Regions from separate parts of the Homo sapiens genome. Here all the other regions are linked to region 1. A link is an interaction called in ENCODE POLR2A ChIA-PET data of the cell type or tissue named here. Cell type or tissue: OCI-LY7. All regions are shown on one strand. Each heading gives the region's core, and the rest is flanking DNA. Links, peaks and the distances in the headings are about the cores only. Region 1 overlaps SPATA13 (spermatogenesis associated 13). Region 2 overlaps MIPEP (mitochondrial intermediate peptidase). Region 3 has its middle 56 kb from the start of SPATA13.

The links. ChIA-PET counts read pairs that join two places held together with the same protein. Peaks named below come from ENCODE experiments on the same cell type or tissue, not always from the same donor. Only the 100,000 strongest peaks of a DNase experiment are listed, where the experiment ranks them.
Region 2: POLR2A ChIA-PET joins it to region 1 with 5 read pairs; 1 of 35 experiments calls an interaction of 5 or more read pairs at or near these places.
Region 3: POLR2A ChIA-PET joins it to region 1 with 7 read pairs; 1 of 35 experiments calls an interaction of 5 or more read pairs at or near these places.

The regions. Positions count from the first base shown.
Region 1 is chr13:24,211,482-24,219,693 of GRCh38, forward strand. All of the region lies in intron 1 of SPATA13 (spermatogenesis associated 13), which reads left to right. Among named protein-coding and RNA genes, the nearest start is that of SPATA13-AS1, 39 kb to the right of the region's middle. RefSeq lists an enhancer at 6,065-6,344. In OCI-LY7, for the core only: a CTCF peak has its summit at 3,576; DNase peaks (open chromatin) are centred at 3,250 and 3,860; H3K4me3 peaks cover 1,054 bases; H3K27ac peaks cover 2,489 bases.
Region 2 is chr13:23,841,828-23,850,039 of GRCh38, forward strand. The region is part of intron 10 of MIPEP (mitochondrial intermediate peptidase); the gene reads right to left. Among named protein-coding and RNA genes, the nearest start is that of PCOTH, 43 kb to the right of the region's middle. In OCI-LY7, for the core only: no CTCF peak of the experiment used is centred there; a DNase peak (open chromatin) is centred at 4,134; H3K4me3 peaks cover 288 bases.
Region 3 is chr13:24,100,150-24,108,361 of GRCh38, forward strand. It overlaps a transcript of SPATA13 not described here. Among named protein-coding and RNA genes, the nearest start is that of SPATA13, 56 kb to the right of the region's middle. In OCI-LY7, for the core only: no CTCF peak of the experiment used is centred there; a DNase peak (open chromatin) is centred at 4,772.

The sequences.
Region 1 (8,212 bases), core at 992-5,991:
AGGCTTTTTCTGTATCTGTTGAGATAGTCCTATGATTTTTAGCCTTGATTTTGTTGAGGATTTTTATTTATTTAGTAAATATTGTGTATTTATTTAGTAAGGTGCATCTCCGTTGGACCCAGCCTGATGGTGGGAATCACCTGTCTCTCCCCTCTCTCCATGTTGTCCAGCTGGTCAGCAGGCCATGTTGACTCTCTCCCCATCACCTCTCCCCAGCCCACGGCCAGGATTATCTCATCCGGTGGCACTGACGATGATGGCCTCTGCTGCCAGAACTTCTGCTGCCGGCTCCCATGACCTTTAGAGTAAACCCCAATCAAAGGCCTAGGCTCCCCCACCCTGTCCCTGCCTGTCGTCCTCCAGCTGGGGTCTCTGTCTTAAGCTCCCTGCACCCCAACATCCGTCCTTTCTCTGGCATTAGAGCATCCGTGTGTCGGCTGAAGGAGGCCACTTCAGGCTTCATAACAACACCAGTGCTCCCCACGTGGCTGGAGCTCTCTGATGGCTGAACCTCATCAGCTGTTCGCCATTCCCCTACTAGTGTGTCTACCCCAGTTCCACTCAGACACGAGGGACCAAGGAAATATTTACTGAATGAATGAATGAATCAAGTCTCATAGGAAGTTCTTTCTTGTTCAGAGATGAAGGAGGCCAGGTGCGGTGGCTCTTGCCTGTAGTCCCAGTACTTTGGGAGGCCAAGGAGGGAGGATTGCTTGAGGCCAGGAGTTCAGGGCTGTGGGGAGCTGTGATTGGGCCACTCCAGCCCGCACCAGGCTGCACTCCAACCTGGGTGACAGAGTGAGACCCTGTTTAAGAAAAAAAAAAAAAAAAAGGTCGAGGGAAACAAACCACAGGTACCTCATTTAAATGGAGGACATCAGTGTTCCTTTCTAAGCTATGTTCACTCAGATGATGACAGTCGTAGGTAGCTTTGCCTGCGTTCCTTGCTTCATGTGGTCCTGAAGTGCTTATGTAACCACCCCAGGGGCAACTGAGGCATTGGTTATTGCCAAACCACCTGACTCTGTTGCATCAGGATACTTGGCCTAAGAAGAACTATTGGGACTTAGAGAGTTGATTCCATATCGTTAAAGTTCTGACATTCTAATCGGAAAAGAAATGAACCAGCAGACTTTGACAGGTTTTGTGGGGAGGAGAGGAGAGGGAAAGGGTGAAGCCAGCATTGATTTTTAAATTAAGTTTAAACACAGTTAAGTGGGTCACACTGAAACACATGCCTGCGCAGTCACTTTGCCAGATATTGAAAAAAAGAAAGGCTGGCTTTGTTTGGTGGATAGGCAGGCTCAGCCTCCTGAATCTTGCTTACTTCATAGGTAAGGGCTCTTGCTGAGCCACTTGTGTTATTGACCCCTGAAGTTGCTGCCGTTGGGAGAAACCACAGTAAACAACAGTCAAACAAAACCAGCTCACCATGTGGTAGATGTACCATGAGGATAGGCATGTGGCCGGTGGTTTAGAGGAGCTGACCTTGGAGCGGGTCTGACCTTAGGTGCAATAGCACATCGCAGCAGAGGAAGTTACAGTGATGACACCTGTGTGCTGCCCTGCTTGGGTCGGCCCGTCTCCACAGCACCAAGGACAGACTCCTGCACGGAGAAGTTGGAGGAGGAAGATGGTCAGGAGGCTGAAGTGACTGCTTGTATTAAGGAACATTGTGGGGGTGAGAGGGTGATGAGAGCAGCTCAGAGATGATGATCATAGGGAGGAGAGTCACAGGATGCCAGAGACACAGTACCCACTTCGGAACACTGCAAAGGGTCTTTTTTTGTTTGTTTTTGTTTTGAGATGGAGTCTGGCTCTGAAACCCAGGCTGGAGTGCAGTGGCATAATCTTGGCTCACTGTAACCTCCACCTCCTGGGTTCAAGCAATTCTTTTGCCTCAGCCTCACGAGTAGCTGGGACTACAGGTGTGGGCCACCATGCCCGGCTAATTTTTATATTTTTAGTAGAGACAGGGTTTCGCCATATTGGCCAGGCTGCTCTCAAACTCCCGACCTCATGATCCATCTGCCTCGGCCTCCCAAAGTGCTGGGATTAGAGATGTGAGCCACCATGCCCGGCCAGGGTCTTTCTTATCCTAGAAAGAGGACAACACCCTTCTCCCTGTCCTTTTTCTCATTCTGCTACCATTCAAGCTTCTAAGTCAAAGATCCAGTTCATCTTTTCATAGAAGTATGACTTCATTTATTTTAGTATATTACTAATGAACAACTTTAATATAGCGATCCTATTAATATTTTTAACATAATTTGTTTACATTATAAATTAAGTGGGAAGGGGAAGATGATACGAGAATCTTATAGGAAAAAATGTGTCTTCAAGTCTGAACAAGTGACTTAAAAATTGATATTTAGAATACTACTTGTTCAACAGTTTACAGAACATTTTACCTTCTGGTATTTATTATCTGAGTCAGGGTTGAAGGAATCTGAAGGCATGTATGATCCATACTCATGGAGAAAAGATACAGCTAATTTTGAAATGAAATAATGGCATTTTATATATGTTTGGTTTCAGAGGCATCCTTTGGGAAAAGCGATCACCTTCTCCAGATCCGCATTCAGGTGATCTTTGCCAATCTCTGACTGAGCCTGGTGGCACATCACTTCTATCTGGCCTTGACCTTTGAGGCAGCAGGATGACTGCAGGGAGTAGGCAGTGCTTCCATCTGTGAATCACAAAGCAGATCAACCCCAAAGCAGCCACCTGCACATGTGGTACATCTTCTGCACCTCCATAGACACTTTTACCTAAGGCCAGATGCATGTACAATAAACTTAAATCCATTGACTTTTCAACAGATTGCTTCACGTCTTTGGATCTGGAAATTTTGACCCAGAATACCATTCCCTATTAGCAATGACCTATAACTATCAACTTTACATGTTACCAAGAAAGGTGTCACGCCATGAGAATAATTAATATTTTGATGAGAATTTTCTCTTTACAATGCATGTGCTTCTCTAAAAGTAAAAGAAACTGCTCTAAAAGAAATTTTAGGATCCCATGGAGAAAGCTGGGTTCAGGGATGTTGTGTGACTAGCACAGGTCACATAACAAAGCAATTCAAAGCAAAGAACCCTGACCCCAAATTCTTAGCCTCAGCTGCTGCCCTTCCTCCCCTTCACCTGTCCCTCAGTCTTGCTGAGAGGGATGCTCCCTGGTGTTGTCCAGTCATCACTGGGTTCCCTGCATCTGTGTTGTCAGCAGCACATCTGTTTCCCTCCTTAGTTGCATGGGGACTCTCACTTCCCATTTGCTTCTGCCTTGTAAAGGGTAACATAACCTTGTCTCATCTTGCATCTCCGCTTTCCTTTTTGAGATTCAACATATTTAAGTATTAGTGATTCTTTAGTTTTCCTAGCAACTAAACTCAGCTGGTTTTGAACTTCTCGCAAAAGTCAGAATATAGTACTTGCTTTCATTTCAGTCCCCACTGAGCATCTGACATATTTAAAACATTATTAAGCTGTGTCAAAGGAGCCATGTCCCTGGGATATTATACCAGAGTATTCCTGAATTCTGTGTGTTGGTTATGTTCGAGCACAGCGTCTCCCTGAGGACGCGCTGGCAATGAGAACCTCCACCTCTAACAAAGTCTCACAGATCGCCTCTGAGAGATGGGGTGTGTGCTCCAGGGACCCCTGTTCAGGAGGAGTAGCTGGTCACCTCTGGCTTGGTTCATTGGTGGCATCATGTCACATGACTGTCGTGCATGTCCTAAATGAGGAGATGTGTGCCAAGAGGCAGGGAGGGCTTGCAAGAAAACAATATGCAAATCTCAGTTCAATTAGAAGACAGTTTAAATTAGAAGCAGAAGGCATTTCAGCAACTGCTTTAATGTGTAAAACTAATTTGAGAGGATGAGACACTTGATTGCACAGCACAGGGAAAGGGCCTCTTCTGGGCCTCTGTCCTCAACAGTGGCAAAATGGTCTGTGGGGACATCCCCTACCTTAAGACCTGATAGGCTGCTGGGTGGAAGCTGAGTTGAAAATTAATCTCATTTCCTCAGAATGCAAAGCTATAAATTGGGGCTCTGCCTGGAAACACATTTTATGCAAAGACAAAAAAATTGAACACTAAAATAAATGCAGCAAAAATAAAATGCAACACACATATATGCTCTTACACACAGTTATTAAGTATGTCTAATTAAGCTGTGGATGTAAAAGCTACATCATTCCCTTTAGGGGTATTCTGTGCTGACTGCACTGTTGGGTGACTTAGCCTGTGAACTCAGTGAACACAGCTCCAGATTTGGGCCAGTCTGCCTCTGCCAAGCAGAGACATTGTTTTTGCTCCAGTGACCATCACAGTGCCTTCAGGATTAGGGCCATCCATCTGGAAAATTTTCATTGCCCTGAATGGTAAATGTGGGGGAGGTGCAGTCTTGTGGTGACATCAGTTTTGGCATGGGTTGCAGGCATGAGGTAGTCCTAACCGGGAACTTCATTGTTACTGCTGCAATCTTGTTTACCACCAGAAAGGTGGTGGACAGGCCATGGCTGTAGGAAGTCAAGACGCAGGGCAGTCTTCAGGGCTGAGGGCTGTGACTGGCAACAGCTCCCCTGGAGCCTTCCAAGGTTGCTGTGAGATTGGAGGAAGAGGAGCTCAGAGGCTGTCACTGTGCAGAGGTTGGGGACGCAGGCAGGGAGGGGCATTATGGAGGATGCCAGCATCTTTCGCACAAGCTCAGACCTACCTGCCCTTTCATCTCTCACTACACCAGCCTGACCTGCAACTTTAGACACAGAAGGAAGATTTTCCTTTGTGGTCTAAGACCTGCCTTTGCAAATCCTTGTTTTCTGCACCCCATCACCCCAGAGGATTGACAAAGCAAATATGAATCCCTATTGGGGAAACACCATTCTCACCCACAGGAATGTGTTTTAGCCCAGTAACCCCCATAAGGCAAGCCAAGACAATCACACGCTTGTATGAAATTGACACCTTTCCAAAAGATACGCTTATTCTAGTTGCATTTGTCCATATACTTTCAATTCACAAACATTGAACTTCAGTGATTGAATACTTAAGTGACGCCAGAGCTACAGATGCTCTTTTGAAGCATCTTACCTACTCCTTACACAGAGAGACCCTGAAGGTACCAGATCAAAGGGTAAGGGGGCTTCTTTCTTTTACTAAGGTATGTATATTGGGGCTAGGAAGAGGAAGGACGGTGTCTGGCATTAGGCCTGGGGAATAACTTCATCTCTGAAATTAGGACCTTGGATGCTTTCTCTTTATGAATGTTGTAAATTATGGCTGGGCATGGTGGCTCATGCCTGTAATCCCAATACTTTGGGAGGCCAAGGTGGGAGGACGATTTGAGGTCAGGAGTTTGAGACCAACCTGGCCAACATAGTGAAACCCTGTCTCTACTAAAAATACAAAAATTAGTGGGGCATAGTGGCATGTGCCTGCAATCTCAGATACTTGGGAGGCTGAGGTGGGAGGATCACTTGAGTGTGGGAGGCGAGGTTGCAGTGTGCTGAAATTGTGCCACTGTGTACTCCAGCCTGGATGACAGAGCAAGACTCTGTCTCAAAACAAAACAAACAAACAAAAACAAAAACAAAAAAAAGGAAATGATAAATTTCAGTGGTTTTAACTGGCCATGGTATGTACCTGTTATCCCAGCTACTTGGAGGATGAGGTGAGAGGATCACTTGAGTCTAAGAATTTGAGGCCACCCCGGGCAACATAGCAAGATTGAGTCTCTTAAAACTTTTTTCCAGTAATTTCAGAAAAACTATTCTGAAACTAATTGGTAGCACATTCATGGTTTTCAGCACTCTCTCTCTTTTTATTACAATTCTTCTTCCTAATAGCATCAGTGGCCACAGTTGCTGCTAGACATCCTACAAAGCACAGGTCTGCTCCCACAACAAAGAACCATCTGGCCCAGATGTTGGGGTATCAGACCTGAGATGTGCAAAGCCAGCAGCCCCTTCAGCCAGTCATTCAACAGACACATGCTGAGAACACAGTGAAATAAGACAAGGCTTCTGCCTATAGAGAACTTTCCATGCTCCTCAGAGAGGTTAGTGGAGAAGGCAGACAAGGAAAGCAGAATGACCGGGCAGTGTGGGAAACATTAGAGAACTGTTTCTAGGTATTTCAAACAGAGAATCTAATACAGGGGTTATTTTTATACAGCTGAGAAACAGAAGACAGTGCAATAGCAGGAAGTTGCTACCAGCCCCTGGGCTGGAGTGGTAAACAAGAGGGCGTGTTGCTTGAGCTGGGAGTTGGTGCTGCCCACAGGACCTCGGACCTGGGAGGGAGGAGCTTCCCAGCAGGGCTGGAGCCACAGAGACACCACAGCTGCTGCACGTGCCCACAAAATACTGTGGCAACTCCCTTCCCCCAACCCTCAAGTCACCTCCCACCACCACTGCCCACTGCCAAACCTGGACAGAAGCCATTTGTCAGGAATCTGGGAATTGTGGTTCCCAAAACAGAGAGATAACAATGGCTGGAGAAAGAGCCTGAGAGCAGACAAAACTCGCAAAGGCATGGTGGTGTGAGGATCATGACAAATAGCTCAGCCCTGCTGGAGGGAAAGGCGTCCTGTATTAGGCACAGGACATTCAACATCTCCTCAAAGTCCACAGGCAGCCAGTGACCCTGGTTCAGTGACACACCCATCTGCAGTGTGGAATGGACTCTGGCAGCAGAGTGAAGGATGGGTGGGCAGTGAGCCAGACCATGGTCATCCAGGTGGAAGGTAATGCAGGCTGGGAATGAGGCACCAGCCACCATGCCGACAAAGGGCTGGTGGGCATGCAGTAGAGTCGCTTAGACCTGGTGTAATCTGTAGGGAAGGAAGAGGGTCTAGCATGACCCCCAGGTTCTGGCCAGGAGGTAGCAGTGCTGGGGTGGACCCTCTGATTTCCACCCTGCTGGGCTGTCACTACAGCAATGGTAGTAAGCTACTCAGCCTCACTGGGCCCTAGCATCCTCACTGGCATGAATAGGGGTCACATGTTCCCTAGGGCAACATTCTGTGCAGCTGTGATTTAAGGGTCTGCACTCACTCCTTCAGCATTTTGGATTTCAATATGTTTTCTTTCAGTGTCACTTTGTTATCATGTAAATCAAGCTTCTCTAACCAGTGGGCCGCAGGCTGCATGTGGCCCAGGGAAGCTTTGAATGTGGCCCAACACAAATTCGTAAACTTTGGTAAAACATTATGAGGGGTTTTTTTTTTTGCGATTTTTTTTTTAATCTCATCAGCAGTTGTGTTAGTGTGTTTTATGTGTGGCCCAAGACAATTCTTTCAATGTGACCCAGGAAAGCCAGAAGGTTAGACACTCCTGATGTACATGATGAGTATATTACAAAAACCTTCCTGCTTTTTTGTACATTTAATCTGTTCTATATTCCTGAATTTCAAATTTAAGTTTTTATTTAAAAATTACTGGTCAGAAGCTTTTTTGTTTGTTTGTTTCATTTTTTTGTTTGTTTGTTTTTGGTGCAAATTCTCATTATCACCAAAAAAAAAAAAAAAAAAGTTTCATTCTAAAGTTCATACACCCTAGAATCCAGCTTGTAGACAGTGGATTTCACAATATTCCTATCTGAAATTCTTTCTTAGTTCTGTTCTCTTCCTATCTCTGGCAGAGTTCCCACAATTTATAAGACTTGCTACAAAACCACTAATTGAATTGCAACCCTTGGTTAGTTAATTGAGGTCAAATTATTAGTTCTAAATAATGCAACTTGGTATGTTACTCAGAAATTCCAGGAAAAGGCTTTTTTTCCATAATTTTCAGTTTCATTCTTAGCAGCACACAACAATCACGTTGTTCAGCTCAGGAACAAAATACTAAGTCACTGGTCGTTTAAAAAGCATATTGTCCCAATTAGAAACCCCAATTTTTTGCATGTGTTTTATGAAATCTGAATCCTAGAAATTAAGTTCTGAGTGTTAGAAAATTTCAACTTCTTCACTCTATAAAAACATAGTGGGTTGTAACAACTTCTTACCTTGGTACGGATTAGACAAGGCAGGATAACTGATACGACTTCACATCGAAGTTAAATCTAAGTGTGCAAAGCACAGCATTCTTACCCTCAGAGAGTGCACAGTCTTGTTTGAAGGCAGCCATATAAAGCTATCATTATAATCCATTTTGGTAAAAACAATTTGATGAGATGCCTGAAGGCCTGTGGAAGCACAGAG
Region 2 (8,212 bases), core at 1,693-6,692, 370 kb before region 1:
AGTTTCAGTTATAATGGTAACTCTTACCTTATGAATTATATTCTAGAAACTTGTGACCTATATACATAAATATTAAATGAATAAAAATCCTGAGGCACATTAAGTGAATTTAAAGTTCTCATCCAGTAAAATATTCATTTATGAAAAAAATGCCTGCAATATAAATAATCAGATCTTATCTGTTTTATAGTTAGATATCTTAAATTAAAGACAACGTAACTAGTAAGGTGAATTATTCTTCACCCAAAAATAACTTTTTCTGTTCTATATATTCCAATATAAACCAAAGCAAATCCAAAATACGTGATTTGAATGTTTACATTTGAATCATTAAGTCAAGCCAAAATATATAGCCATAGCCAAAAATAATGGCTCTAGAATATTGTAGGTTCTCATTATATGTCTACTTTTTAGGATTACCAAAATACACATTTTTTTTTCAATTGGCTTTATTTGTGATTCTAGAACTGCACAACACTTCGTTCCATAAAATGAGTCCCCACAACAAATTTATATATAAAAATATAAAAACATAGTTACTAATAAATGAATGAGTTTAGTAAGTGAACATAAATTGCACAACAAATGAGACTTTGGCTATGGACATCCACAAATTTACACCTTAATTTCTGACTGATTTTTCTTTAAACAGAATCCTAGTGTTGAAAGAGACGTTCATGATCCAGTGCCCTCGCTCCCTGGTTCGTTCACTCAAGCATGCTGTCAGCAAACCTGCGGGGTGCTGGAAGAGAAGAATGAAGAGCCTTTGTGTCTAAGCAGCTGGCACTGAAAGAGGCAGAGAAGTGAACCAACTACACTGTGTCCTGGGCCTGGTGCAGTGGGCACACGGCTGGCGCTCAACAGACAGTGCTGAAGCATGAACGAATGAGCACTGCAAAATGGGAGGGCAAAGGAGAGCATGATGACTTTACTTGTGGAGTGCAGAGTAGCACCAGGGAAAGCTTCTCGGATAGGAATCAAGAAAGAATCGGCCGGGTGCTGTGGCTCACGCCTATAATCCCAGCACTTTGGGAGGCTGAGGTGGGTGGATCATGAGGTCAGGAGTTCAAGACCAGTTTGGCCAACATGGTGAAACCCCGTCTCTACTAAAAGTACAAAAATTAGCCGGGTGTGGTGGCGGGTGCCTGTAATCCCAGCTACTCGGGAGGCTGAGGCAGAGAATTGCTTGAACCCAGGAGGCGGAGGTTGAGTGAGCCACGATTGTGCCACTGCACTCCAGCCTGGGCGACAGAGCAAGACTCTCCATCTCAAAAAAAAAAAAAAAAAAAAAAGGAATCAGACTTTGCAAGGCAGGGCTGGGATGAGGAATGGAAAATGGGAATCATAATAGGAATTCTAGGCAGAAGCGACAGTATAACTAAAGTATGATGGCATAAAATAGCCTGGTAACTTCTAGAAAGGATGTGGTTAAAGATGAAGCAGTTACCAATGCAGGGATAAATGTAGAAAGAATGGGAGCGGAGTCTGGAAAAGGCAGGCAGGGGCCAGAAAACAGAGGGCCTGGTCCACTAAGCTGAGGAACTGGGACCATGCACCATAGGCCATGGCCTCTAAGCTTCCTCACCAATGCACACTAAAATAACTTTTGAGTATTCAACCTTCTATTAGTACACTCATAAAGTATATGCATGTGGTATTGTTTTATCACATTGCAAAAAGAAAAGCAGACATTTTTATAAGTTGAGATAAAGAAAAATAAATATACATAGAATTTCTAATATTTTATGACTACACTCTCAATGAATTGCTTACAGATGCCATTTGGGAGACAGCTTCTGTAGGCCATAGGGGAGCATCTGATGTTTTCTGGAATGCTGCACAGTGGACAGCATGGAGGGTGGAATGCAGGAGGCAGGGAGGGCTGACAGGAGGACAGACTTCCAGGCTTCAGAGGGTGAACTCTGACAGAGGGCAGTGGGGTCAGGGATGAATGTGTTTTTCCTTTGAGATGCAAACGTCTCAGGACTGTGTGAGTGATTGGATTTGGAGGGTGATGAGAAAGACAGAACAATCTAGAATAACACTCAGGTTTCTGGCTTGGACAAATAAGTGGATGGTAGAGTCACTGAATCAGCCGGCACAATGAACACAAAAAAGGAAGAGGGGAATCTGGGTGTGTTTGTGGGAGAAGAGAGGAGGGTGAGGTGCAATGATGGGAGGAGGATGGAGGGCTCACAGAAAATAAACTCCATTTTGGAGGAACCGACTGTGAAGTGCCCATGAGATACCAGACACTCAGGACCCAAAGCTAAGGAGAACAAGGAGACTTCACTGTACAGATATTAGAGCCATAGAGGGAGACAGGGCCATTAGGGAAGGGCGATGCGGGCAGAGAAGGTAAAGGGCAGACCCCTGAACTACCAGAGGGAGGGGTGGGAAGGAAGACACAGAACAGTTCAGAGGTACTGAAGAACTGAGAGAAAGGAGTGCATGGAAAGAGGGGAGAAAATAAACTATAAAAGGAAGTGGTCCAGGCTTGAGGTTTCCACTCCTGCACATGAGGAGGTTGAAAGTCACCACTCCATCCTAACAAGCAGGAAGCTGAACAAGCTGAAAATCAAGAATCTTCTTAGATTCAGCAGAGAATCAAGGCCACAGAGCAAACTGCTGCCCCCAAAACTGGAAAGAAAGGCAGGCAGCCATAGAGAATCACAGCTTACCAGAGCAGAAACCTCCCATAGAACCTACTACCAAGGCAAGAAAGTTTAAACTATAATTGGTTATAAAAAGCAATTCATTTTTTTGTTTCCAGACAATAAAAACACAAAAATAAAGGAGAATAAAAAGAAACTTTACATATTAAAATTCTACCCTTCTTAAGATTATAATGAACATTTATTTTTATGGAAAAGAAACACAGTAAAGCTAGTAACACAGCTTATTTTACTAAACTATAACCTAAAAATATTTACTGTCTTATCCAATGACCATGACAATCATTATGTGTTGGGCAAAATTCAAGGAAACAATTTATCTTGGAAAAAAAATTTAAGTATAGAATATAAGTTCATATAATATTACAATATTACCCTAAAATGATTGGGAACAAATGAATTTCTAAACTGCCTGTTTTAAAATAAAAACACCTCAAAAATATTAACAATGGGCAAAAAGTATACTGTCTTGTCCCCTGGCTCACTATGCCCACCCCCAGAGGTAAATATCTTGTGTATCCTTCCAGGCATTTCCTATGCACACTCTTAGAAGCTTATGCATGTAAACTTTATGTATATATAAACCTACTTTGGCACAAATAGAATCATACCATTCACACTATCTCGCAATTTTATTTAACATAAAAATATATCAATGATATGTATTTTTACACATATATTTTTCATAAAAATATAACTTGGAATACTTTCCAGTTTAGTATATAAAGCTCTAGCCTGTTTTCTTTCATGGGTGTAGTCATCCACAGCAAACACATGACAAAGCTCATTTCATGCATCTCCTGTTGTGTTGTACATGAGCAGAGGAGGCAAGGTCAATGAGAGCCTGAAGCATCAATGGGGGAAGCATCCGACCACTGACATCGTTTGGAATTTCCCACATATGGGGATATTAAAGGAACCCAGACTTTTCATCAGTTTTATTATTGATTTTAACTTTTTTACAGAAAATGCATCCCGTTAGGCCACACCCAGAGCTCACTTCCCTGCCTTGGTCTGCCTCTGTTCCTTTTAACTGACGGTAAGCTGCTGTTAGTTTATCTGTTAAAGTGATGCCATAGTGAAATGTCCTTGTCACACCCACACAAGCCTATCCATAAGATAAACTGAAGAAATGGCATTGCTGCAAAGAGTACAAGATCTTAAGTTTTTTGATATGTATTTCCAAATTATCCTCTAAAAAAAGCTGTTTCTAACTTACATTCCTACCTGCAGTGTATGAAAATACCTAGTGCTCTCACTCTCGCCAATGTAATTCTGTTACGTTTCTTTTAATGCTTCCTTTATTTTCCTTCTTTAGCTATGTGTGCTGCATTTCCTTTTTCTTTCTAATAATTTGATATATTAGTGATATTTATAGTCTATATTTTAGCTTCTCTGGTGGTTTCTCTATTGTTTTTAATTTTTTTTTTTTTTGAGACGGAGTCATGCTCTATCACCCAGGCGTGCAGTGGCATGATCTCAGCTCACTGCAACCTCCACCTGCTGGGTTCAAGCGATTCTCCTGCCTCCTAATTTTGATACTTTTGGTAGATACGGGCCTCTATTGGTTTTAAAATAAACATTTATTTATTGGTTTAGCAATTTTAGATAATATTTACTGATTCCCCTCCTCCTGCCTTGACCTCCTGATCTGTCTTGTTGTTACATATAGATATAGATATATTGATGCTCTTTTTCTTAATTTTGCTAGGCACCAGAGAGGAGAAGAATAGAGATATGCCCTTTATTTTGCCAACATTTACTGGATCTCCCCAGAATGCATACAATGGGGGAATAGCTGCTATTAGTAGTAAGGAAGAAGAGGAGAGACATGACAAAATCCTGTGCTTTAGAAAGATTATTCTGGCAGTGACATGTAGGTCAGTTTAAAATGCAAAGATTCATGATTATTATAGCAAGAGGAAGTTCAATATAGTTTGTGTATCCCTTATCCAAAATGCTTGGGATATGTTTTGGATTTTGGATTTTTTTTTCTATTTTGGAAAATTTGCATATACATAATGAGATATCTTGGGGATGTGACCTATGTCTAAACACGAAATTTATTTGTTTCATATACACCTTATATACATAGCTTGAAGGTAATTTTACAGAATAGTTTAAATAATTTTGTGCATGAAACAAAATTTTAACTGTATTTTCACGACAATCTGTCACATGAGATCCACTTGTGGTGTCATGTTGGCACTCAAAAAGTTTTGGATTTTGAAGCATTTCAGATTAGAAATGCTTGACCTGTATTGCAAATATGTTGCCCATTTTTCCCTAAATTTAATCTACAAACAGAAAACTATCACTACCAAATGATGATGATGATGATGATGATGATGGTAACTAACATTTGGTGAGTACTCACTATGACAGTGGGCTAAGCCCTTTATACATATCTCATTTAACAGCAAAAACGATCCTTTAAGGTAATACTATCACCCTATGTTACAATGGAGAAAACAGGTTTACAAGACAGTAAGTAACCTTCCCAAGGCTACGACAACAACTAAGTAGAAGGCCTGAGACCATCCTTTATAACTGCATGATAACAGCATGGAAGTTGAAAAAAAATCAACAGGAGGGCACATCTTTGTTTAGGCTGAGGTACTGAAGTTTTTCACAAATATCTGTTACAAGTTAAAGCAAGTACTAAAGGAAGCACAGTAATTGTATCATTCATTCTTACACACATTTCCCAAAATGCTTTCAAGAGTGAGGAGCTACTGGTCACAATGAGAACACTACATCCCTGCATTGACTCCTACGGCAGCCTAACAGTGAACAAAGATTGAGAACGATCAATTTAGAGAAGTAAAAAGAGAAATGAGTGTGGTGATAAAAAAGGAGAGAACAGGAAGTCTGAGGGTATGTGTTGAAGAAAGAATTTTAAGAAACTGGACATGGTAAGCGCCGTCAAAAACTGCAGACATTAGGATCTCAAATCCAAGCTAAAAAAAAAAAAAAAACCCAAACAGAAAACTACAGACATCACGGATGTTGAGCAGTAAAACAAATTACTGAATTTCATGCTGGCAGGTGGCTGATAACCTGGAAACACTAGCTGGGTAGACTGACAGGCCTATAAACCAGACTGTAGCTATTAGAAAGAGGAGGCATCAGGAGAGAGTAGGACTGGGGGAAGTTCGGCAGGAAAAAAATGAGATAGTACCACAGTCTCTCCAACTGTCACAGAAGGGTAATTATTTGTGTTGTAAGATAAGAGATATCTTAGCAGGTCTGCAGGCAAAGGGTTTGAAGCTAATACAAAGGAAGAGATGGTGATTGTGATAAAGTTAGAATAACTGGTGAAGCAAGATCTATAGTGGTTTGAGATAATATTATCTTATATTGTCTTGGTGCTTCACAATTTACAAAGCACTTTCACATCAAGAATCAAGAATCTCCTTATTCCTTACATGATTCTGTGAGACAGGTGGAGCAAGAATTATTACCAGAATTATTGTTCGTTTTACTTGAGGAATCTCAGGCTCAAAGAGGCTTGTGACAGTCTAAGGCAATCTGGAATACAAGAAAGAGCCCTGGGTTTGAAAATACTATTTCTCATTGGTTCCATGCTTTGAGCAAGTTACTTAGGTTTCTGAAGCTTCAGTTTCCTCACCAGTAAAGTAGAAATACTTTCCAGGCTCCATTAACAATTACAGAAACACATGCAATGAACCTGGCATGGTTCCTGGAGAAAAGCAGGCACACTGTAAATTATAGCCACTATTATTGCTGTTAGACAGAGACACGGACAGGGACAAGACTAAACCCAGCGGTTTCTACTTCTATTCCAGTTCCCTTCTTCTACTCCTATTCCAGTTCCCTTCTATTCCCCAAAGCTGACCTTACCTCTAAAAAGAAATGCAACACTGTGTCAAGAAGCTGTGTAGATGCAGTAAACTTTCATTAATCACCTGCCATGTGCCTGCATGACAACTCCTCAGTGTGGAAAGATGAACACATTGTAACAATAATGACGACCAATCCAAATGATCAGGGGCAGAGGAGCACTGCAAACAAGGCATTGGCTCAAAGATGAGGCTGTGGTCAGTTACACCTGGCAGAGGGGAGAAGCTGGGAATGGGAGGAACAGAGAGAACTACAAAGAAGAGGCAGCATCTGGAGCACACCTGGAAAGATGAGGCTCCTAGAAGAGGGGGAGGGCACTCAAAGGGGAAGAAAGAGGGCAGCAAAGGCCCAAGGGGATTCAAGCAAATGGGGCAGACAAGCTCAAGCAAGCACTAGTGCCTTAGTCCTCACTCAGCTGCCTCAGCCATCCAGAGCGAGACTACATGCCTCTCCACACCCTCAGTGACTCTCACCAAATGCAGGCTACTTCCTTCCTGAAGAAAAGCCAGAAGGAGAGAGGTCCAGAGAGGGTGGAAGAGATTCAAAAAGCTACAGGGTGTTTCCCGCAGCTCCAACCCACATCTGAGGGGCCCCAAGGAGCAGTCCCACATGACCAGCCAGTCAGGAGGGCGTGACTGCTGTGCTCTCAGCTCACGTCTTCAACACGGAGTGAAAAAACATGCACAGAGGGTGTTTGGGTGGTCACAGGCCCCAGTACAGCCCTCCACGCCAGGCTCATCATGTGGCTCCGCCTGCCTCCACAGAGCACTCCGAGGCTGAGGCCGACCTGTGAACAACCAACTGCACCATCTCCATCCACAGCTTCCTTATCTGCATAGATGCTACACATAAGAACATTTTCCTCTCTCATCTAGAGACCCAAGACAGTGGGAAAGCACCATGGGCAGCATATAGGACCTCACAGCACAGCAGAGCCACAACCAGCAGAGACAGAGCTTAGATGCATTTTGAGGATTTGGCTTCAGTGCCATCCCTGTCACCACCTCAGACTCTTCTACAGTTTTACAAGAATTTTATGACTATTTTTTGTAAAGAATTCCATGGATCTGGACCCAGAAGTAAGGGATCTCTAGAACCCTTTGATTCCTCTGAAGAAAGAAAGTGGAAGAAAATTGTGTTATCCACTACAGGTGACTGAATAAGTCCAATAAACACTCTGCTATTCTGGTTTATAATACGTTACATATGAGTTTACAGATTTTCAGCAAAGAACCAGAACATACCACTATCAACATGATACAATGGTATAATTAGGTCTTTTAAATTAAGAACAATAGAATTTAGTAATGTATCAAAATCTTCATCTAATCTTCATCCAACACTAATTATGATTGAAATGAGCACAGAAATATCAGTCAAGAAGAGACTTTCAACTGAAGAATTCATCATTGTAAACTGAATTTTAAAAAAGTCAATGGATCACTGTATTTATGAAGCACACTCTATGAGTCAGACTTATATTTCAACCTCTGACGCACCTGGAATTAAGGTAAAGAAAGAACTTGGATATTACGTCCAAACACCATGGCCTCAAACTTAGTGAAAATATAAAACACAATCAAGTACAGTCAGAGAATCCAGGTTGAAACACAGGTAAACACAGCTTCAGTCTCACCTTATTCTATTCAGTGAGTGAGAGCAAATGTGACAGA
Region 3 (8,212 bases), core at 1,880-6,879, 110 kb before region 1:
AAAAAGAATCAAACCAAGGAGTACATCACTGGGGCAAGCCCCTGACAAGTTAATTTCTATGATTTATGGTCTTTCAATGTGTTTACTGAACCTTTTTACCAAGTGGCACCTATATTGCCGCACTGCATTGAAGACGCTCATACTCTGCTGGCTCAGAGGTACTGCCTGGCTCTCTAGAGGAGGAGGAAATACTTTCCACTTTCTCCTGCTGTCAGCTTATGCATTTAGTTTGCAGATGAGTTTACTTCTTAACAGCTGTAATAAATGTGTTTATTGAGACTTGTCCTTCTCCCTCTCTCCCTGTCTCTCACTCTCGCTCTCACTCCCTGTCTCCCTCTCTCAGCTATTTCCAGTAGCACATGTGGCCTTTTTCCTTCATCTTGTAGTGATGGAATGTTCTGACACATGAAGATGATTGATTTGATTTGAGTCTCTCCCCTTTAATATTCCCTTATGAGAGCTGAAGCCCATAGAAGGAGGAAGCTATTTTCCAAAGGTCACAAAACTAATTTGAGCAAAGTTGGGGCTAGAATTTTGATCTTCTACTCACCAGTTCTGTTTCTCTTCAAAAGCCTGTATGGAGACACTAGCAGATTTTGCTCTTACCTGAGCTCCTCACTCCCGTGCTGCCTGTAACTTTCCCCACTGTTGCAAGATGCATTTCACTGCACATCTTCATCCAAGCTTCCCACCCTCCTTCTGGTGAACTCTTGCCTTGAGTAAGTATTTTGAAAATAATTGCAATAATGCATTCATGCGTTCTCTTGATATAAATCTTCACTGGGTTTTAGGGCATTGAAAAGGGAAAGAAAAACTTCTATTTCATGTGACTGACAGTAGCACAGCATTATTCCTGGGAATTATGACCATCCTGAGAGTGCATGATAAATAGGCAACAGCAACCTGGTGGACACTCTCAAGGGGAAATTCGCATACACTTGAGTGTGCAGGGGAAGCTGTGCTGTAGGTTAAGTGACTTTTGGTGCCTCCACTCCTCCTGATGGCCCTGGCCCCTGTTGCTCCTCTACTGTTCTCATCTATTTACTTCTTATCCTCTCTTCTCTTTCTCGCCACACACTCAAACACATATAATTTTCAAAACTTTTCTTAAAGTCCGTATACCATTTCATCATACAGATGCACCATGAACATTCGCTATGTTGGATAAACAGTTTATCCTCAGTTCAACAGCATTATGACCACTGTTGTACTTGATTTTTTTTCATGGTTTAATGCTAGCCCATGGTTTGCTTATTTGTCATCCAGCTTGGATACTTTTTTCTTGTAACCCATTTAATACTGCTGTGTATTCAATTTAACTATTTTTTAAATTGTGGTGAAAAAAAACAACACATAAAACTTACCACCTTAACCATTTTTAAGTGTACAGTATAGTAGTGTTAACCCTATGCACATTCTCATGCAGAAGATCCCCAGAGTGTTTTATGTTGGAAAACTTGTAACTCTATATTCACTGAACAACTCATTTCCCCCTTTTCTCAGCTCCTGGTAACATTACAGTTTCTGTCTCTACTAATCCGTAGAAGTGGAATCACGCACCTATATAAGTGGAATTGTTCAGTATTTATCTCTTGCCACTGACATATTTCATGTAGCTTAATGTCCTCAAATGTCATCTGTGCTGTGGTATATGACAAAATTGTCTTCTTTCTTAGGGCAGAATCATATTCTGTTGTGTGTGTTTACCACATGTTCTTTGCCCATTGGTCCATTGATGGACACTTGGGTTGCTTCCGTCTTTTGGCTATTGTTTATAATGCTGCAACACACATGGGTGGGCGAATATCTGCTCAAGACCTTGCTTTTAGTTCTTTTGGATATATACCCAGAAGTAGGATTGTTGGATCATATGGTGATTTTATTTTTAATGTTTTGAGAAATTTCTATATTTTTTCCATAGCAGCTGCACCATTTTACATTCCCACTAACAGCGCGTAGGGTTCCAATTTCTTCACATCCTTAGCAGCAGTTGTTATTTTCTGTTTTTCTTGATCGTAGCCACTCTAACAGGTGTGAGTGTATTTCATTGTGGTTTTGATTTGCGTTTTGCTAATTTATAATGACGTTGAACATCTTTCCATGTGCCTATTGTCTACTTGCGTATCTTCTTTAGAGAAATGCCTATCCAAGTCCTTTATCCATTTTTAAATTGGGTTATTTGTTTTTGTTGTTGTTGAGTTGTGGGAGTTCTTTATATATTCTGGATATTAACTCTTCATCAAATACATGGTTTGCAAATATTTTCTCCTACTCTATAAATGTCCTCTTTAGATTGTTGGTTTTTTCATTTGCTTCACAGAATTTCTTTTTTTTTTTTTTTTTGAGATGGAGTCTCACTCTATCATCCAAGCTGGAGTGCAGTGGCGCAATCTTGGCACACTGCAACCTCCTTCTCCCGGGATTAGGTGATTCTCCTTCCTCAGCCTCCTGAGTAGCTGGGATTATAGGTGCCCACCACTAAGCCTGGCTATTTTTGTATTTTTAGTAGAGATGGGGTTTCACCACGTGGGCCAGGCTGGTCTCAAACTCCTGACCTCAGGTGATCCACCCACCTCAGCCTCCCAAACTACTGGGATTACAGGCATGAGCCACCACGCCCAGCCACTTCACAGAAATTTTTTAAGTTCCACATAATTCCATTAGTTTATTTTTGCTTTTGTTGCCGATGGTTTTGGTGTTATACCCAAGAAATCTTTGCCAAAACCAACATCGTGGAGACTTTTCCCTATGTTTTCCTTCTAGGAATTTTAGTTTCAGGTCTTTAACCCATTTTGAGCTGATTATATGGTGTAAAATCAGGACTCAACTTTATTCCTTTGCATGTGGCTATCCCGTTTTCCCAGCACCTTTTGTTGAAGAGATGAGTTAAACAATTTTTTACGAGGTAAAATGAAAAATAATAAATCAGATATGTTAAGTCATTCTTGGGTTTCATTGTCAGGCATAATGAGGGCAGAAGAATCTCATGAACTTCACTTTAAAAATAGTTCTGAATACGTCAAAATGGGAAATGAACAAATACAGAGTAGTTATTGACCTCCCTACATATTCCACAGATGCTAAACCAGGTTATTACCAGTTTATTTTCTTTACCTATGTCTAGTCTTTACACACTTATAATTTGAAAATGCAAATAGTGTTGCTGTTTGTCCTATCATGTACAGTATAGGCTGGGTGCGGTGGCTTGCACCTTAATCTCAGCACTTGAAGAGACTGAGGTGGGAGGATGGCTTGGAACCAAGAGTTTGAGGTTACACTGAGCTGTGATTACACCACTGTACTCCAGCCTGGGCAACAGAGCAAGACCCTGTCTCAAAAAAAAAAAAAAAAAACAAGAAAGAAAAGAGCAGGGGAGGAGAGAGAGAGAGAGAGAAGAGAGAGAGAGAGAAGAAAATACATATGGTAAAAAATGCCTGCCAGAGCACCAAAATGTTACTTAAACATATAGCTTGTATAACTGTCTATATATAATTACACACATATAGGTGCACTAGATGTATCTATATGTATTTCTATATATTGTAACTACAAAATTGGCAGAAGGTGCTATTTTCCAGTGGCAGGGAAAGAAGGGAGGAAGGATAAGAGGGTAGTGAGATAAGGTTTCCCTGTAGAGAAGCCCACACTCAAGCATCTACATCCCTTTCCAGAGAATTTTCATCCCTTTCAGAGTTACAGGGTGGTGTCCAGAGCTGCCGTGCCACTATTCCTGAGGGGGAAAATCTTAAAGGGAGTGTCCTCACACCAGCGCTGCTCAGACATGTCACTTTCTCTGTGATTAGCTGATTAGGAGTGACTCTAAGTAGGGCCGATTCCAGCACTTTCAATGCTTACTTACTCTTTTCCTGCAGCCTTTCTCATTGATGGGGACATAGGAACGTTGTGATTTTAATGATTTTATAAATGAAATTACTTATATAAAACTGTTAGAGAGCTGTAGATGACACGTTTGAGAATGTCCGTGTCAGTCTGCTCACCACATGTGTACGTGCTGAGAAAATCCCAGTAAGGAAAGGTCACGGTGGGGTGAACCGTTTGGATTTGTTGAACAATGTAAAGCTAGAATGGGTTTTTTTTTTTTGTTTTTTGGGTTTTTTTGGAAAGAATGTTTGGTGTTTTGACAAAAAGGATTTTACTTCATCTTAATTTAAAGGGATCCTGGTTCCATCAGTCTATAAAATGAAAAAGCAATTTAGCCCACTCAATTTTTAGAGAGGTTTGGTTTTACAATTCTCAAGGCAGGCATAAATCCGCTAATCCTTAAAACACTTTCCCTTAACCATTTATTCAAATATGCAGTTAAGGGAAAGTATTTTGTATATACCCACATATGCAGGTATCTTCATCTTCGTGGATAGATACAAGGCATCCCTTAGAGACAAGAGCTCCTCGGAAAGAAGCCGATTCCTTTTCATTTACTCCTTCACTCATAGTGACAATGAGAGGGGCATGTGGAATGCAAATAAAGTATTAGGGGAAGTTCCCATCTTTGATGAGCTAAGAGTCTAATTAATAAGGCACAATTAACTGAGGATCTATCTAAATAATCTAAAAACAGTGCTTTGCACATAGTAAGTGCCATAGATTTTGATATAATAACTTGTTAGTTAATGTTTTAAACTCTGGATAAAGTCCTAATTTTCTTAGCCTGGCTGCAGCCTCCTCTCCAGTTTTATTCATGCTCACTCCCCCAGCTCCTCGCCAGAGGCCATGCCAAACCCTTTCACACACCTGTGCTTTGTGATTTTTTGTTCCTCTTTTCTAGAATGGTGTCATCTCCATTTTCTCTGCCTGACAGTCTCATGTCCATCCTTTTAGGAGCTACTTGTCATCTTCTCTTCTCAGACCTGCCTGCTTCCAGGGAGAAGAAGTCACTTGGTCTTCTGAACTCCACACATTTTATTCTTACCTCCACTATGGTACCTCTTGGCTTCTTACAATCGTTTTGTTTTGTTTTGTTTTGTTTCTGTGAGACAGAGTTTCACTCTGTTGCCCAGGCTGGAGTGCAGTGGCATGATCATGGCTCACTGCAACCTCCATCTCTCAGGCTCGATGGATTTTCCCACCTCAGCCTCCAGAGTAGCTGGGACTACAGGTGCACACCATCATGCCAGGCTAATTTTTATTTTTATTTTTTGTATTTTGGGGGGTAGAGACGGGGATCTGCCGTGTTGTCCAGGCTGGTCTCAAACTCCTGGGCTCAAGTGATCCGCCTGCCTCAGCCTCCCAAAGTGCTGGGATTACAGGTGTGAGCCACTGCGCCTGACTTCTTACTTTTTTTTTTTTTGACATATCAATTTCTTCTCAGTGGCAGGAGTCATTCTGGGATTGCCAGCACCAAGCACAATGAGAGAGCCTGATAAATAAACTTGATAAATAGATGTTGAATGAGTGGAAAAAGAAAAGGGTGAGATTTGAAGCAGCTAAAATAGGCCTACGGAGGATGTGCTTTAGAATAGAAATGGAGGAAAGGATAGAAATGGAAAGCACATAAAAGCTCTCTGTTAAGGGCCGAATTGTGTCCCCCCTAACATTCATAGGTCAAAGCCCTAATCCCCAGTACCTCCACATGTGACTGTATTTGGAGACAGGGCCTTTACAGAGCTGATTAAGGAAAAATGAGGCCCTTATGGTGGGCCTTAATCCAATCAGCTGGTGTCTCTTAAGAAATTAGGACACAGACACACACAGAGGGTAGACCTTGTGAAGACACAGGGTGAAGACGGCCACCTGTAAGCCAAGGAGGGAGGCCTCAGAAGAAACCAAGCCTGCTGACACCTTAATCTTGAACTTCCAGCTTCTAGAACTGTGAGAAATACGTTTCTGTCGTTTAAGCTACCCAATCTGTGGTACTTTATTACAGCAGCCCAAAGAAGATTTCTTTTATTTTCTTTTCTCTGTCACTCAGGCTGGAGTGCAGTGGCACAATCATGGCTCACTGCAGCCTTGAGCTCCTGGACTCTTGCAACCCTCCTGCCCCAGCCTCCCAAGTAGCTTGGACACCAGGTGTACACCACTATGCCTGGCTGACTTTTTACTGTTTTGTACAGACAGGGCTTCTCTGTGTTGCTTAGGCTGGCCTCATACTCCTGGCCTCAGTGATCTTTCTGCCTTGGCCTCCCAAAACATTGAGATTACAGTTGTGAGCTACCTTACCTGGCCTAAGATTTCTAATTAAAAGAAATCTTCCCCATCTTTTATTTCTCATCTGTTAGAAACCAAAAGTTATTTTTCTCCACACTCAACTTTTCCTTGTATATGAAAATGGAAACCATTCCACCATTGACATGGGTGGGAATCCTGGCAGGTGTTTTGGTTTCCTGTCCCCTCACTTCAGTTGAGCAGTTGTGCAGCAGTGGCCAAGCCTGTAGGTGCATTGCTCAGCAGTGGGTCACCAGCCACATGTACAGAACAGCACTCGCTTTGTGTCTCACTGGGTCTAAGTACTGACAATTCGGTGATTGTTTGTTTCCAATGTGGAATCCCCTGGTTCTGGGGCCGACAGAGCTGGCTCTCGTTCCAGGGCAAACTTAACAAACAAGTTCAAGGTGAGGGCCATGTGCACTTTACAGAGGTCCCACATGAGAGCTATAAAACCAAGAACCTGCCAAAAGACACGTGAATAATAGGTAGTCCTGTAGAGAAAGAGACAACAAAAGAAAAATCTTGTTCCTAAGTTCACTGAAGATTCTAGATAAAGCAGATCGAGTGAGTTTCAGCAAATATGGGGTCAGGGATTCAAAAGGTAGCCATGTAGTGAAGTCTGTGCACTATTCCGAACACTTGGGGAATTGACTGATAGGATTCTAGTGCATTTGCTCTCTGAAAACTATATTTCTGGGAACCTTCAGATTAAGTACAACATGAAAAGATGATAAGGACGGGGAAAAAAAAAAGGAAGAAATTTATGCTTGCCAGAATAGTGGAGGGAATAAATAGAGCTTTTACAGCTCTATCAGGTGAAGGAAATACTAGAAATTAAAGCAGATATTAAGTCTAGGAGGAAAGTGAAATGCAAGATGATCACACAGTGGCTGGGTACTCAAGTGCCCTTTTGAACAAGAGGCAAAAAAAAAAAAAAAAAAAAAAAAAAAGCTCAAGCCTGGTTCTCCACTCAGTCAGTTATGTGGCCATGGCAGTGAAAATGCTGTATGTATGCAGGCACAGTGGAAACTGTCCCCAGAGAAACGAGCACTCCTCATCACAGTCTCTACTATGTTGTCCCAAGGAGCCCGAAAAATGGTTGCCAAATGTTAAAAAGAAATACCCAAGGCCCTAGGAAGGAATAAAAGCAAATGTACTTGCTTTCGACTTCAGCTGTTTCTCTCAGAAGATATGAAAAGCAAATAGTGTCAATTCTGAGTTTATGGACATTCATAGAGAAAAATCACCTCCTCACCAAAGGTACCTCCATGCCAACTCTTAGCACTCTTATATTTATATGTCTGTGAATTCCACATAGGAAATAGAACAGCCCAATGACAGCGCCTACGTCAGCTTTTCTTCCCTGCATTTTCAGTTTTTATTGAAACTATAGACTTGGTAAGAAAGAAATGGGAGTTCCCAGATCCCAGAGCAGCCTCTTCTCCTCTTTCTGTTTTAGACTTTGGTGGGAACTCTCACAGAACTCTAATAAGATGTGTACTGCTCTATCGGCACGTTAAATCTAGGTGGTAATTTTTAAGTCCTGTTATGGAAGATGCTCACTCGCACTATTCTGGTGCTTCTCACAATTTTAATTATTATGCTTAGTTCTTATCTTAGTCCATTTGTGCTGCTATAGTACGATATCACAAACTGGGTTATTTATAAAGAACGAAATTGATTTCTCAGTTCTGGAGTCTGGGAGACCAAGATCAGGGCACTGGTAGGCTCGGTGTCTGGATAGGGCCTGATCCTGGCTTCCAAGAGGGGCCTTGCTGCTGTGCCCTCTGGAGGGGTGAATGCTGTGCCATCGCCCGGCTGCAGGGGGAAGGGGGGACACGCCCCTCAAGCCCTTTTATAGGGTTACTAATCCATGAGAGCTCCACCCTCGTGATTTAATCACCGCCTAAAGGCTCCACCTCTTAATGCCAACATATTGTTGATTACATTTCAACACGTGAATTCGGGAGACACATTCAGACCACAGCAGTGCTTCCTCTGATTCCCTTCGCACCTTTGCACCGAGGCTTAAACCTCCGTTTCTTGT